Regions from separate parts of the Homo sapiens genome. Here region 2 is linked to region 1. The links are chromatin loops, found by intact Hi-C in ENCODE. Cell type or tissue: MCF 10A. All regions are shown on one strand. Each heading gives the region's core, and the rest is flanking DNA. Links, peaks and the distances in the headings are about the cores only.

Region 1 (7,616 bases), core at 1,666-5,665:
CCTTTCTTTGCAATACAAACAATCCAAGTATACTCTTTTATTTATTTAAGAATGCACAATAAATTGTTGACAATTTTCAAGCAAGGAGATATTGTGCATGGGTGCCTCTGCAGCACTGGGCCTCCCTCTGCATCACATTGGTGGTGACATTGTTAATTGATGCGAAGTGTCCATTCTTTAGCTTTGGTCCTCTCAGTATAGCCTGTAGAGAGGTGCAAGGAGCCAAACGGAGGCCAAAGGAACAGCCTCTATCATGGAGGCCCAGTGCTGCTCAGAGGCCAGGGGTCCCTGATTAAACAGGGACAGCTTGCCTGGGACCCGAAGTCAAGGTGGGCACAATTCTCCACCTCCTCCTATTCATTGTCTTTTTTTTTTTTTTTTTTTTTTTTGGAGACAGAGTCTCGCTGTGTCGCCCAGGCTGGAGTGCAGTGGTGCGATCTCAGCTCACTGCAAGCTCTGCCTCCTGGGTTCATGCCATTCTCCTGCCTCAGCCTCCCGAGTAGCTGGGACTACAGGCGCCCACCACCACGCCCGGCTAATTTTTTTTTTTTTGTATTTTTTTAGTAGAGATGGGGTTTCACCATGTTAGCCAGGACGATCTTGATCTCCTGACATCGTAATCCGCCCACCTCGGCCTCCCAAACTGCTGGGATTACAGGCATGAGCCACCACACCCAGCCCTCTTCATCTCTCTTGAGACCCGACTCTTGGGGGTGGCCCTGCAAAGAGGACTCCCCTCCCCCTCCCACAGCAGCTTGAAGTAGTATCACATGCTTGCCTCACATTCGGTGATGGCTGATGGCTGAGTGGGGCACATGAGGGAGACCTTGGTTGCTCTCGGAAGTACAGGTCCAAGGGGGAATGAGAGCTCCCTGGTAGGTGTGACCCAGTGGACTCACCTGTACCACCTGCTGCCCAGTGACTCCTCCCCTGGGAAGACCAGCTGTGAGTGAGCCGTAGGAGTAACCTGTGATACTGACCCCAGTGCTGCTTCCTTCCGGGGGCAGAGCTGATGTTGTCTCTTCTGTCTATGGAGGAGGGAGAAGGGGGTGAAGCCAAATCTGCTGTTCTCAAATGCGGCTCTGCCTGCCTGCCTCTGACATCATCTCTACTACTTGGTGTGCTGTCATCCTGCTTTCTGTTACCCGCATCCTCTTTTTTTTTTGGAGAAGAAGTCTGGCTCTGTCGCCCAGGCTGGAGTGCAGTGGCATGATCTCGGTTCACTGCAACCCCTGCCTCCTGGATTCAAGTGATTCTCCTTCCTCAGTCTCCTGAGTAGCTGGAACTACAGGCGTGCACCACCATGCCAGCCTAATTTTTGTATTTTTAGTAGAGACAGGGTTTCACCGTGTTGGCCAGGCTGGTCTGGAACTCCTGATCTCAAGTGATCTGCCGGCCTTGGCCTCCCAAAGTGTTGGGATTACAGGCATGAGTCACCACGCCCGGCCCGTTACCTGCATACTTTATGGAGAGGTGGTGTGAGATACAGACAGCTGTGAAACCTCCAGAGCAACATAAAATAAAGTAGTGAGTTCAAGGGTTAGCAGCTTGAACTATTTTAGTCACCTTTTAGTGACCTTTTATCAGCTATTTTAGTCATCTTTCTAGAAAGTTACCTTCCCTGTCAGTTTTGACTTCTTAGCTTCTTGTGCATTATTCCCACACATAGCCTGTTTGTGATCTAGTTTCTCTTGTACTCTTTACAGATATGTGTTCTTTTTGTTTTTGTTTTTTTTTTTTTTTTTTTGGAGACAGAGTCTCGCTCTGTGGCCTAGGCTGGAGTGCAGTGGTGCGATCTCGGCTCACTGCAACCTCTGCCTCCCGGGTTCAAGTGATTCTCCTGCCTCAGCCTCCTGAGTAGCTGGGATTACAGGTGCGTACCACCACGCCCAGCTAATTTTTGTATTTTTAGTAGAGACGAGGTTTCACCATGTTGGCCAGGATGGTCTCGAACTCCTGACCTCAGGTGATCCACCTGCCTTGGCCTCTCAGAGTGCTGGGATTACAGGTGTGGGCCACCGTGCCCGGCCACTCTTTGCAGATGTTGATATTCAAGAGAGATATTCGTCATCATGGTAACATTTTTCTAAGGTGTTTGGGGAAGGGTTTGCTTCAAAGCCCTAAAACACCTTCAGCCCCAAGATGACATTTCCACGTACCTAATACCAAACCAGATATTTTTCATGTTCTTTGAACAGATTTCCTGACAAAAGCAACACTAAAAATTGTGTCTCTAATGGTAAAATGTGATCGAGTGTCTTCTGTAGAATGGAATTTTTCTCATAAAAATGATCTAAATGGCTAGTAATATTTTAAATCGTTCTCTCAGCACCATTCTTCAGGCATGCCATGAATAACCAGACTTTTGTGGGTCAGCTGGGAATGTAACCATTTTAAATGTAGACACTTTGAATGCATTTTCTTACACAATGTCACCTTACAAAGTTAATATTGGAATGTTTCCTACTGACACGCAGAATGCATTTTTTTTATACAATGTCACCTTATTAACCAATGTAAGAATAGCTCATGTTTATGAGATTGGGATAGCTTTTCAATTTTTACTTTTAATGCTTTTAACTTTTTCTCTGATATACTTGAATTTTTATCTGTATCTGCTTGTGTAAAACAACGTTGGGATTTCTGTTTTTGTTTTATGAGACAGTGTCTCACTGTGTCGCCCAGGCTGGAGTGCAGTGGTGTGATCATAGCTCACTGCAGCCTTGGTCTCCTGGGCTCAAGTGATCCTCCAACCTCAGCCTCCTGAGTAGCTGGGATTGTAGGCATGCCCCACCACGCCTGGCTAATTTTTGTATTTTTTTGTAGAGACGGGGTCTAACTATGTTGCCCAGTCTGGTCTCAAACTCCTGGGCTTCAGTGATTCTCTCGCCTCAGCCTCCTGAGTAGCTAGGACTACAGCTGCTCCCGAGGATTTAAAAAGTGCCTTGGAGTAAGAGCAGCAGCTGCCATTGTTCTGTTTGTGATGTTCTGTTATGTGCATATAACCTTTGAGTTTGTTTTCTTTCCCAGGTATGAAAGGTTACAGAAAATATGCTCCATAGCCCTGGTTGGCAAATACACCAAGCTCAGAGACTGCTACGCCTCTGTGTTCAAAGCCCTGGAACACTCAGCCCTGGCCATCAACCACAAGTTGAATCTGATGGTGAGTCCTGGCCTGGTCTTTTGGCTATCTCAGTAATTCATGCCAATAGCACATGTTCCAGAGGGGCAAGTTTTGTTAAAGGGTCCCTGAGATCACCTGCAGGACTTACGATTCACCAGAAGAACTCACAGGACTCATCATATAGTTATACTCATAGCTAAGATTTATTATAGCCAGACAATGCAAAGCAAAATCAGCCAAGGAAAAGTCGTGCAGGGTGAAGTCTAGGAGTAACCAGGCGCAAGCTTCTAAGTGCTCTCCCCTGGTAGAGTCCAGTGAGTTGTGATAATACATGCAAACTGCCATTTACTAAGGAAGCTCATTGAAGACTTGAAGCCCAAGGTTTTTACTGGGGGCTGGTCACGTAGGCACCCTCTTCTTAGCACTTCCCAAAATGCCAGCCTCCCAGAAGGAAAGCATGCAGCAGAAACCATGTTGTCTGTACAGACACTTTCAGCACAGTGAGCTTCTCCTATCAGTTCTTGGAATGATGGGAACCCTCCCAAAATCAGAGTTTCCAGAAGCCAGTCAAGTCTCAATCTTGTAGCAGGCCTTTCCAAGGGCAGCAGCCAGGCTTGCTGTGTAAACGGTTTTCTTTTTTCCTTTTTTGAGACACAGTCTCCCTCTGCCGCCCAGGTTGGTGTGCAGTGGCATGATCTCGGCCCACCGCAACCTCTGTCTTCACCGTTCCAGCAATTCTTGTGCCTCAGCCTCCTGAGTATCTGGGATTACAGACTCCCGCCACCATGCCCAGCTAATTTTTGTATTTTTAATAGAGACGGGGTTTCACCACGTTGGCCAGGCTGGTCTCGAACTCCTGATCTCAGGTGATCTGCCCGTCTTGGCCTCTCAAAGTGCTGGGATTACTGGCATGAGCCACTGTGCCTGGCCTGTGTAAGCTGTTTTCTACATGTAGGTTTAAGGCACATTTCTGAAAGTAGGCTTTGCACATTCAGATGAATGAGCATGCTTGTCATGCTCGTTTAAGTACGTCGTAATTGCCTAACAGGAAAATAATAGGACATTTTTTCCCTTTAGCATTGGAATGGAATCTAGATTTTTTAAAATACTATATTCCCCTCTCTAACATGGAGGAATGATAGCTAGCAAACAGTGATTATTTGTTTTGGAAACTCAGTATTGTGGAATAACAGAGGCGTAGTTATCTTATATAGCTTGAGTATATTCTTCCATATAAGAACGGAAGTAGTACATGTTTAGAGTAAAACATTTAAACAAAGCATAAGCCAGGCGAAGTAGTTCACGCCTGTAATCCCAGCCCTTTGGGAGGCTGAGCCAGGTGGGTTGCTTGAGCTCAGGAGTTGAAGACCAGCCTGGGCAACAATGGGAGACCTCATCTCTATAAAAAAAACTTAAAAAGTTAGCCGGGTGTGGTGGCATGCGCCTGTAGTCTCAGCTAATTGGGAGGCTGAGGCAGGAAGATCACTTGAGCCCAGGAGTTTGATACTGCGGTGAGCTATAATTGCGCCACTGCACTCCAGCCTGGGTGACAGATTGAGACCCTGTCTCCAAAAAACAAAACAAAACAAAATAAAGCATAAATCTAAAATGCAGAAAGCAGATTCCTCCTCCCTGAAATCCCACTTGTTACCAGTTGGATACGTATATTTATATATCTATCTCACATTTATATTTAATGATATTCAGTATGAGTATATCATTGTTTAAGCAAGTCTTATCATCTTGACTTAAATGGCAAAAACTTTGTATAATGAGTAAAAAGATCCATTTATATGTTAAAGAAATTTAATGGCTTCCACTTTGACACTAGCTTAGGAGAACTAGCTGCTGTTTCTCTCTCCTCTTTTTAGCCTCCTTCTTTCCTAATCACTTTTTAAAAATTTTATTTTATTATTTTTTAATTAATTAATTAGTTAATTACTTTTTAGATGGAGTTTTGCTCTTGTTGCCCAGGCTGGAGTACAGTGGTGCCATCTCAGCTCACTGCAACCTCTGCCTTCTGGGTTCAAGTGATTCTCCTGCCTTAGCCACCCGAATAGCTGGGATTACAGGCATGTGCCACCACGCCCAGCTAATTTTTGTATTTTTAGTAGAGATGGAGTTTCTTCATGTTGGCCAGGCTGGTCTCGAACTCCTGACCTCAGGTGATCCACCTGCCTTGGCCTCCCAAAGTGTTGGGATTACAAGCGTGAGCCATCGTGCCTGGCCTATTTTTTAATTTTTATAGAGACGGGGTCTCGCTATGTTGCCCAGGCTGGTCTCGAACTGCTCAAACAATTCCTCCTGCCTTGGCCTCCTAAAGTGCTAGGATTACAGGCGTGAGCCACCATGACCAGCCCCTAATCACTTTTTACTTTTGGCTTTCTAAGGAATAGTTTACTTCCCATTCCTCCCACTCCTTCAAGTCGCCCGCCCCATTATGTAAAAAAAAGAAAATGGCAATGGAAAAATTGCCATGACATATACATTTTATAAAGCCTTTAGAAATTTGTATCTTAAAGTTTATTTGAATAGTCTTTTTTTTTTCTTTTCTTTTCTTTTTCTTTTTTTTTTTTTTGAGACAGGGTCTCGCCCTTTCTCCTAGGGTGGAGTGCAGTGGTGCGATCTTGGCTCACTGCAACCTCCACCTCCGGGGTTCAAGCAATTCTTGTGCCTTAGCCTCCTGAGTAGCTGGGATTACAGGTGCCCGCCACCACACCTAATTTTGTTATTTTTAGTAGAGACAGGGTTTTGTCATGTTGGCCAGGCTGGTCTTAAACTCCTGGCCTTAAGTGATCCACCTGCCTCGGCCTCCCAAAGTGCTGGGATTATAGACGTGAGCCACTGTGCTTGGCCAGGAGAGTCATTTTTACAGAAGAAATACTAAACTAATATAGATAGAGAGGGACTGTTATATACATAAGAATTGGTGCACATGATGCTTCATCTGATAGGATTCATTGACATTAGCTTCTCCTAAGTACTGTTTGAATCCTGGCCTTGTCATCTTCCTTCTAAGATTGGGCTGCATCTGTCTATCTCTCCTGGTTTGCTGCAGCTGCAGCGGCTTCCGGGCTGGTTTCCAGCTGCCAGTCTTCCCTGCCTTTGCCACACTCTACCAGAGTGATCATTGTAAAATCTTTCTCGGTTCTCTCTGTTCCTGTCGTCCCTTTACTTAAGATCTTTCAGTGGTGTCTCAGTCTGTTCAGGCTGCTGTAACAAAGTACCATAGACCAGGTGGCTTACAAACAACTGCCATTTCTCTCTCACAGTTCTGGAGGCTGGAAGTCCAAGATTAGGGTGCCAGCATGTGGCCGGGTTCTGGTGAGGGCCCTCTTTTGGGTGCAGAGGACCAACCTCTGGTTATATCCCCATGTGCGGAAGGGGTGAGGGAGGTCTATGGGGCCTTTTTTATAGGGGCACTAATCCTATTCCTATGTGCTCTGCCTTCTTGACCTAATCATCCCTCAAAGACCCCACCTACCTCCTAATACCATTCCTTTGGGAGTTGGGATTTCAACATAGGAATTTTGGGGGAACACAGACATTCAAACCATTGCAATTGGCTTCAAGTGTCAAGTCTGTGTCATGGCTTCTCAGCCTCGTCCCTTGCCTTCCTCCAACCAATCAGGTCTGTCCTCTCGCTGGGTGGGGCCTTTTTTGAGGGTCCCAGAGTGGCTACCACTTTCTCTCTTTTTCCTCTGAGGTTTCATATAAGTGGTTCCTTTGCTGGAGATTTCTTTTTTTTTTATTTATTTTTATTTTTTTATTTTTTGAGACGGACTCTCACTCTGTTGACCAGACTTGAGTGCAGTGGCACAATCTAAGCTCACTGCAACCTCTGCCTCCTGGGTTCATGTGATTCTTCTGCCTCAGCCTCCCGAGTAGCTGAGATTACAGGCACCTGCCACCATGCCTGGCTAATTTTTATATTTTTAGTAGAGACGGGGTTTTGCCACGTTGGCCAGGCTGGTCTTGAATTCCTAACCTTAGATGATCTGCCCACCTCGGCCTCCCAAAGTGCTGGGATTACAGGCATGAGCCAATGCGCCCGGCCTGCTGGAGATTTCATACCCTTCTCCCCTCCTCTCTTTGTCTCCTGCTGCCTCCCATCACACACGTGCTTATCTTGCTTCTGCTCTCCTCTCGGCTGGCTTCTTGAACATTACCTCCCCAGAGCTCTTCCTTGACGTCAATCCTTCCTGTCTTTCCTCCAGTGTTCAGTTCTAGTGACGTCCTAGTTGCTTTTTTTTTAAATTTTTTTTTGAGACAGTGTCTCACTCTGTCACTCAGGCTGGAATGCAGTGTTACAATCAGGGATCATTGCAGCCCGGACCTCCCAGGCTCAAAGGATCCTCCCACCTCAGCTTCCCAAGTAGCTGGGGCTACAGGCACGTGCCACCCCACGCGGTTGACCCCAAGTTACTTCTGCATCGTTCTCTTCTTTGTCTGTCATAGCCATTATCACAGTATAGTGTGGATGCCCGTTTAT
Region 2 (7,616 bases), core at 1,399-5,398, 940 kb after region 1:
TTATGTGTGTGTTTGTGTATATACATTTTTGAACGGAGCATGTATGTCAAAATGCACCTTATTTAAGAGATGCAAATGTTTGACTCAGGATATCAAACATGGACTGGTAATCAACTTTCAAGGGATTATCTTGATGGTGCCTTGAGCTAAATAATAGTGATATAGGAGTTAAGAAGAAATTACTTAGGCAGATAGTGAGGATATGGGAGTCCTCAGTAAGGTTTTCCTTTTAATAAAAAGCAGCCCCCAAATCATTTTCTTTCCTAACAAAGAGCAGCCTGTAAAATTGAGCTGCAGACATAGACAAGCAAGCTGGAAGCTTGCACAGGTGAATGCTGGCAGTTGTGCCAATAGAAAAATACTACATAGGACTAGGCATGTTCCAAATGGCGGCTTCATCTTCCCTTTGCCAGCTAAGTGTACAGTAAGGAGCAGACAAGATGGCACTGGCCAAGTAGAAAGCCCCTTTGCAAAATAAGATTAGGGTGGGGCGACCAGCCTTCCTGCGTGCTATGTAAATGTCACACCTGGTCGAACCAATCTGTGGCCCCTATGTAAATCAGACACCGCCTCCTCAAGCCTGCCTATAAAATCTGCTGCAGTCCGCCACTTGTCCCATTTTTGGACGCCTCTCTTGCAAGAGAGAGAGCTGCTCTCCTCTCGCAAGAGAAAGAGCTGCTCTCCTCTCTCCTTTCTTCTGCCTATTAAACTTTCCTCTCCTGAACTCCACGTGTGTGTCCCTGTCGTTAATCTTCTCCGTGTGAGACACCGAACCCAGGGTATTTACCCCAGAAAACAAAGCCGCGTCATTAGCACCCTGTTTTCAAATAACTTCCTTAACTGAATTAACTGAGCAGACTTAAAGAACAATAGGCCATTGGCAACTTCAATTTAGAATCTCACTCTGCTTTGTTTTTCTTAACAAAGAAAAACTTTATTATGGAAAACTTAAATTTTATACAAGTATAGTGAGAACACTATAATAAAACCACCCATGTACCCAATATTCCATTTCAACAATTGTCTGTTCATGGCCAATCAAGTTTTATTTATACATCTTCTACCCCCCCTCCTGCCATTTTTCCTCCCCAGCTTATTTTGAAGCAAATTCCCAGACATCCTATCAACTTATCCCTCATTGTATTTTTGAAATCAAAGGACACTTTGATCTCATCTCCTCCTCAAACAATCAGCAGCAAGCCTAGCCACCTCCACCCATTCCCCTAAACTGCCTTTGAAAAACCCGTAACCTATGAGCTTTGGAGGAGATTATTTCAGTACTAATTCCATCTCCCACATGGTGTGGCCAGCCTCGTGTCTACTTAAACTCTTTCTTTACTACAATGCTGAAACCGCCTTTGCAAAATTATAACTGAGGAAATTATGACAGTGAATAAAATCAGACCTAATCAACTCCATCTTGCTTCTAACCTTTAGGCTGTCTTTGTTCATTCCTGGACATAGGCTGAACTAACTTTGGGAAAGAATTCAGTTCATGGTGTGACTCTGAAACAAAATTGATAGCAGCCCTTTCCCAAAAAGACCCCCTTCTTGCCTGGGGACGAGTCTGCCTCTGCAGGACTAACAACTTAGCTAGTGGTTAGAAATTATAGTTTAGGGGTTGTGCAGCCTCTGGCTCAGAGTCTGAACCTCCCCAAATTGCTCCTTGGGATAACATCACTATTGTAAAACCTAAGATCAGCGCTTGAGATATTTTGCAGACCCTGCACTTGATGGATCAGCTGACACCACCCAGACCCGTAATCTGGCTCAACCAGTTCTGCCATCCTACCCAGGAACAAAAGACAGCAAGAAAACCTCACTTCAACCCCCTATGATTCCATCTCCAACCTGAGCAATCAGCACTCCCCACTTCTCAAGCCCTTACCCGCGAAATTATCTTTAAAAACTGATCCCTGGATGCTCGGGGAGACTGATTTAATAATAAAACTCTGGTCTCCCACACAGTTGGCTCTATGTGAATTACTCTTTCTCCATTGCAATTCCCCTGTCTTGGTAAATCGATTCTGTCCAGGCAGCGGGCAATGTGAACCCACTGGGCGGTTACAATGCCCCGTGGTCTTTCTTTGTGCAGCAGGCAGGAAGAATCCCTTGAGTGGTTACAATAATATGAACTGAAATGGTTAAGATTAATGCTTAAAGTACACCCTTAAATTTATGCAAGAATCTAGAACCCAAGGAGCAGGAAAAATAGTTGCTCAGTTACACTATACAAGAAGTTTGGCCAGGTGCAGTGGCTCACGCCTGTAACCCCAGCACTTTGGGAAGCTGAGGCTGGTGGATCATGAGGTCAGGAGATCGAGACCATCCTGGCCAACATGGCGAAACCCCATCTCTACTAAAAATACAAAAAATTAGCCGGGCGTGGTGGCGTGCACCTGTAGTCCCAGCTACTCAGGAGGCTGAGGCAAGAGAATCGCTTGAACCCGGGAGGTGTAGGTTGCAGTGAGCCGAGATCATGCCACTGCACCACTGCACTCCAGCCTGAGTGACAGAGTGACAGAGCGAGACTCCGTCTCAAAAAAAAAAAAAAAAAAAAAAAAAGAAGTTGACGCTTTCTGTGGCTTCAAATGGTGCAAGCTATGAAAGCTCTTTGAAAAAGCTGCTAAGTGTTATATAAATACAAGTTATTATTACTCAAATTGATTTTGTTAAAATGCTACCCATCATATAAATGCAAAAAGCTATGAAAATAGTCATTTTGGACGACTTTTAGTATCATTTTTTTGTTTTCTTTTAAAGTCAATAAATATCCCCAAACAAACAACTGCAACTAATCAGGATTCCCTCTGATAAAACTGATTTGACATTAAAATGAAATTTCAAAACCTTCTAAAAGATATGGGGAAAGCTTGCCTTAACTGTTCTTCCTTTCCATTGATTTCCAGTCCTGAACTGAAGGAACAGTGAGTGATTATCTCATGTCGAGCACTGTGCTGTGTAAAGATGAAAAGATCATGCTCTTTCCCCACTCCCACAAGCTTGCAATCTACAAAGAAAAACTATTTAAACAAATACTTCTTTTTTTGTTACCTTTTAAAAATTGTGATAAAACATATATAATAGTTATCATTTTAACCAGCTGTAAATGTACAAATTCAGTGGCATTAAATACATTCATAATGTTGTGCAACCATCACCACCATCTGCACCCAAAACTATTTCATCATCCCCAACATAAACTATGTACTCACTAAACAATAACTCCTCCTCTATCCCTTAGCCCCTGGCAATCTCGCTTTTACTTTGTCTCTGTGTATTTATTTGCCTATTCTAGATACCCCACGTAAGTGGGATCGTACGGTATTTGTCCTTCTGTGACTGGCTTATTTTACTTAGTATAATTAAACAGATTTTTCTTTTCTTTTCTTTTCTTTTCTTTTTTTTTTTTTTTTTTTGAGACAGAGTCACGCTCTGTCACCCAGGCTGGAGTGCAGTGGTGCGATCTCGGCTCACTGCAACCTCCGCCTCCCAGCTTCAAGCAATTCTCCTGCCTCAGCCTCCAGAGTAGCTGGGAATACAGGCACCCACCACCATGCCCGGCTAATTTCTGTATTTTTAGTAGAGACGGGGTTTCACCATGTTGGCCAGGCTGGTCTCGAACTCCTGACCTCAGGTGATCTGCCCACCTTGGCCCCTAAAGTGCTGGGATTACAGGCATGAGCCACCGTGCCTGGCCATAAACAGAAATTTCTTAATCAAAGCTGGACACAATGACGGCCTTGATTTAGTGCAATGGGAATATGTGGCGCAGGGGCTCTAAGTTTCAGGAAAGGGTGGCATCTGAAAAATGTATTGTAGGAGAGAGACAATTTAACAGGGAGGCAAAGGCAGAGGGATGGACAGGGGAACCTTCCGCGATGATGAGGAGGTGGCAGGGGATGATGAGGCCCCAATGCTGAAGAGAACAATTGGAGTCAAAATGGGAAGAACTTTAGGTTTACTCAATAAACAATTCCAGTATCAGGGGGATGTGGGCAAACAAGTGGAAAAGGCCTCCTTTCTTGCTCACAATCGAGTTAGAATGAGACATAGTAATTTTTGGGAAGATGATGGCAAGTACAATGCAAAGTCAACAGAAAGGATGTGTGGGCTCTGCCTTCAAAGGGAAGCTTGTGATAAGACAAGGCCAAGGGCATGGCCGCCAGCCAGGAGAGCTGTACAAACAGATGAGTGAACACACATGAGGCCAAGGCACAGGGCCCTGCACAAGAGGCTGTTGGTCGGGGGTGGGTCTGAGGCCTGTTAGCATGGCATTCAGAGACATCTGGGAAATGACCCTTGACTCTGCTCCACAGAGAGCCATCCGGAAAGCACTGAGGCATGGCAGGCTGGGGCTGACGGCCAGGGCCATGGTCATGCCTTGAGGACTGCCCTCCATTCTGCAATCACACTGTCTGCATGACACCAAGGCTGGAGGCCAATGACGCCTGGCCTAGAGGAAGTTTCTCCTGTACATCCAGACTGACTCTCTAGGGCTAGGGGGCAGGAGGGCTCCAGAGGGCCTGACTTCATCCTCACCTTCACCCTCTCAGTCATTCTCCTCCACACTCAGTGGTAGATTGCTTGTAGTGGTCCAAAAGTCTGGACCTCTATCTGTGCCCCAGAATGGTGCTGATCTCACTGTAGGGGACCCTGACTCTGAAGATTTTCTTTTTCTCCTTTAGACAAAACAAAAACAAAACCCCACAAACCTCAAACCTGTTTTTCTGAAAGAAAGCCAAGAGTATTTCTGAACTTCCCATCATTCCAAGTCTGCTATTAATATTTGTCAATGCACTGGCCAAGCAGATGCCCAGGGGATGCAGCAGGAGGTGGGGCTAGATGAGGATTTGAGATTAATTTGGGGAATATGAACTTCCAAGAGACTGGAAGCCTTTTGGATATTATTCCATGGGTACAGGAGAAAGCAGTGATGGTTTCTGATGACTCTGACAATGGAGTACGGGATGGATGGGAGTGAGTGGAGCCAGGAAAGTCAGTGAGGAGGTGATTCCTTTAACCAACCTTCATTCAGTCTATCACTCTTTTATTCTTTTTGTCATTAAGATATCAATTGAACATCTATTAAGTATGAAACATGGTTCTAGGTTCATTGGGGAACAGAACAAAGCCCTTACCCTTATGGAGCTCACATTTTAGTAGGGGATACAGGTAATAAACAACAAATGTAATAAACAAGTCAGTTGTAGAGACAATTTGAATATGTCTAGTAAAAAGTGGAGCAGGGTAAGATGAATTTGGAGTGCCACTTGAGAGAGGGTATTATATTTTTAAATATATTGTTCACAGGAGGCCTCGCTGAGAAGATAAAATTTGAGCAAAGGATTGGAGGAGGTAGGGAATTAGTTACATGGCTATCTAAAGGAAGGACATTTCAGGCGTGGGGAACTGCCTGGGCAAAGATCCTGAAGTGGGCGTATGTCTGGCATATTCAAGGGATAGTAAGGAGGCCAATATGGCAGGAGTAGAGTGAACCAGGAGGAAGGCAGTAGGAGATGAGGTTCACAGGTAATGGATGACAGATCAAGACTTCTGGGCTACTGCAAGGGTTCTTTCTCTAAGTTAGGGTTTCTCAGTCTTGGCACTGTTGACATTTTTGATCAGATGACTCTTGGTTGTGGGGGAATGCTGTGTGCATTGTAGGGTGTTTAGGAGCATCGGTACTGGCTAGCATCCAATAGATGCCAGTTCCACCCTATACCAGAGTTGTTACAACAAAAAATATCTACAGATATTGCCAGATGTCCCCTGCGGGAGGGGAATAGGGTTACCACAGGTTGAAAATCACTGCTCTAAGTAAAAAGGGGAGACAGTGGAGGTTTCCGAGCAGAGCAGTAACATTTTACATTTACATACAGTAATTTACATTTTTAAAAGATCACTCAGGCTGGGCGTGTTGCCTCATGCGTGTAATTCCAGCACTTCGGGAGGCCGAGGCGGGAGGAGAGGATCACTGGAGGTCAGGAGTTCGTGACCAGTCTGGCCAACATGGTGAAACCACGACTCTACTAAAAATACAAAAATTAGCCAGGTATGGTGATGCACGTCTGTAATCCCAGCTACTCGGGAGGCTGAGGCAGGAGAATTGCTTGAACCCAGGAGGTGGAGGTTGTAGTGAGCTGAGATTGCGCCACCGCACTCCAGCCTGGCATCAGAGTGACAGAGCGAGACTCCGTCTCAAAAAAAACCCAAAAAAACAGAAAAACATCACAGCATGTCCTGTTGAAAATTGCCTTGGGGAGTAGAAACAGGGAGGAACAGGAAAGAAGCAGGAAGTAGGAAAGAAGTAGGAAAACCCTTTAGGGATAATCCAAGGCTTGAACTAATCCAGAGATGTCACAGTGGAGGTGGTAAGAAGTGGTTGAATTTTGATATATCTTGAATATACAGCCCATAAGATGTGAAAGAAAGGAGTTAAGGATTACTGGAAGATTCTTGGTCTACACAACTGGAAAGATAAAGTTACCACAAACTGAGATAGGGGAGACAGTGGGAGAAACAGGTTTTGGGTGGGAAATAAGTAGCTCAGGTTTAAGCATGTGGAGTTTGAAGTGAAACTCCAATAATCTGAGTAAGAGAATATGAAGCACTGAACTGGGCAGTGACAGTATAGTTGGACAGGGTACTTGGTATTCAAAGATAGCCATTGTGATTTTTAAAATGTAGGGTCTGTCACTCAGTTAAAGGAGAATAAAAGGAAGAAGTGGAGGAAGATCTCATTTAATGGCTGGAGTGATGCTAGCAGTAAGACGAGGATGAATCCCTGTACAGAAAAATAGAATTTGTTAGGCCGGGCACAGTGGCTCACATCTGTAATCCCAGCACTTTGGGAGGCCGAGGCGGGTGGATCAAGAGGTCAGGAGTTCCAGACCAGCCTGGCCAAGATGGTGAAACCTCGTCTAGAGATTTTTGTCTAAAAATACAAAAATGAGCCAGGCGTGGTGGCGGGCGCCTGTACTCGGGAGGCTGAGGCAGAGAATTGCTTGAACCCAGGAGGCAGAGGTTGCAGTGAGCTGAGATCGTGCCACTGCACTCCAGCCTGGGCGACACAGCAAGACACTGTCTCAAAAAAAAACAAACAAACAAAATCCCCCACAAACCTGTCATGAGAAACAGGGAAGGGAAAGATGATGGCAGGTCATACCTCTAATCAAATGGGATTTTTTTTTTTTTTTTTTTTTGAGACAGGGTCTCCGGGTCAGGTGCAGAGGCTCACGCCTGTAATCCCAGCACTTTAGGAGGCCGAGGAGGGTGGATCACTTGATGGCAGGAGTCCCAGACCAGCCTGGCCAACATAGCAAAACCCCATCTCCACTAAAAGTACAAAAATTAGCCGTGCATGGTGGTGCAAGCCTATAAGCCCAGCTACTCGGGAGGCTGAGGCAGGAGAATCACTTGAACCCAGGAGGCGGAGGTTGCAGTGAGCCGAGATTGTGCCGCTGCACTCCAGCCTAGGTGACAGGGCGAGACTCCGTCTCAAAAAAAAAAGAAAAAGAAAAACAGAACGAGATGGGGTCTCTGTCACCCACGCTGGAGTGCAGTGGCACGATCTTGGCTCACTGTACCCTCCGCCTCCCACGCTCAAGTGATTA

The links. Hi-C counts contacts between places; a loop is a spot of excess contacts. Peaks named below come from ENCODE experiments on the same cell type or tissue, not always from the same donor. Only the 100,000 strongest peaks of a DNase experiment are listed, where the experiment ranks them.
Region 2: a loop joins it to region 1, with 9 times the contacts of the local background. A loop is called at or near these places in 1 of 110 quality-filtered maps.

The regions. Positions count from the first base shown.
Region 1 is chrX:16,678,641-16,686,256 of GRCh38, reverse strand. CTPS2 (CTP synthase 2) reads left to right here. Exons shown (of 19, transcript NM_175859.3): 9 at 3,031-3,163. Among named protein-coding and RNA genes, the nearest start is that of CTPS2, 30 kb to the left of the region's middle. In MCF 10A, for the core only: no CTCF peak of the experiment used is centred there; no DNase peak of the experiment used is centred there.
Region 2 is chrX:15,740,972-15,748,587 of GRCh38, reverse strand. All of the region lies in intron 1 of CA5B (carbonic anhydrase 5B), which reads right to left. All of the region lies in intron 4 of CA5BP1-CA5B (CA5BP1-CA5B readthrough), which reads right to left. Among named protein-coding and RNA genes, the nearest start is that of CA5B, 6.5 kb to the right of the region's middle. RefSeq lists an enhancer at 557-1,418. In MCF 10A, for the core only: no CTCF peak of the experiment used is centred there; a DNase peak (open chromatin) is centred at 3,217.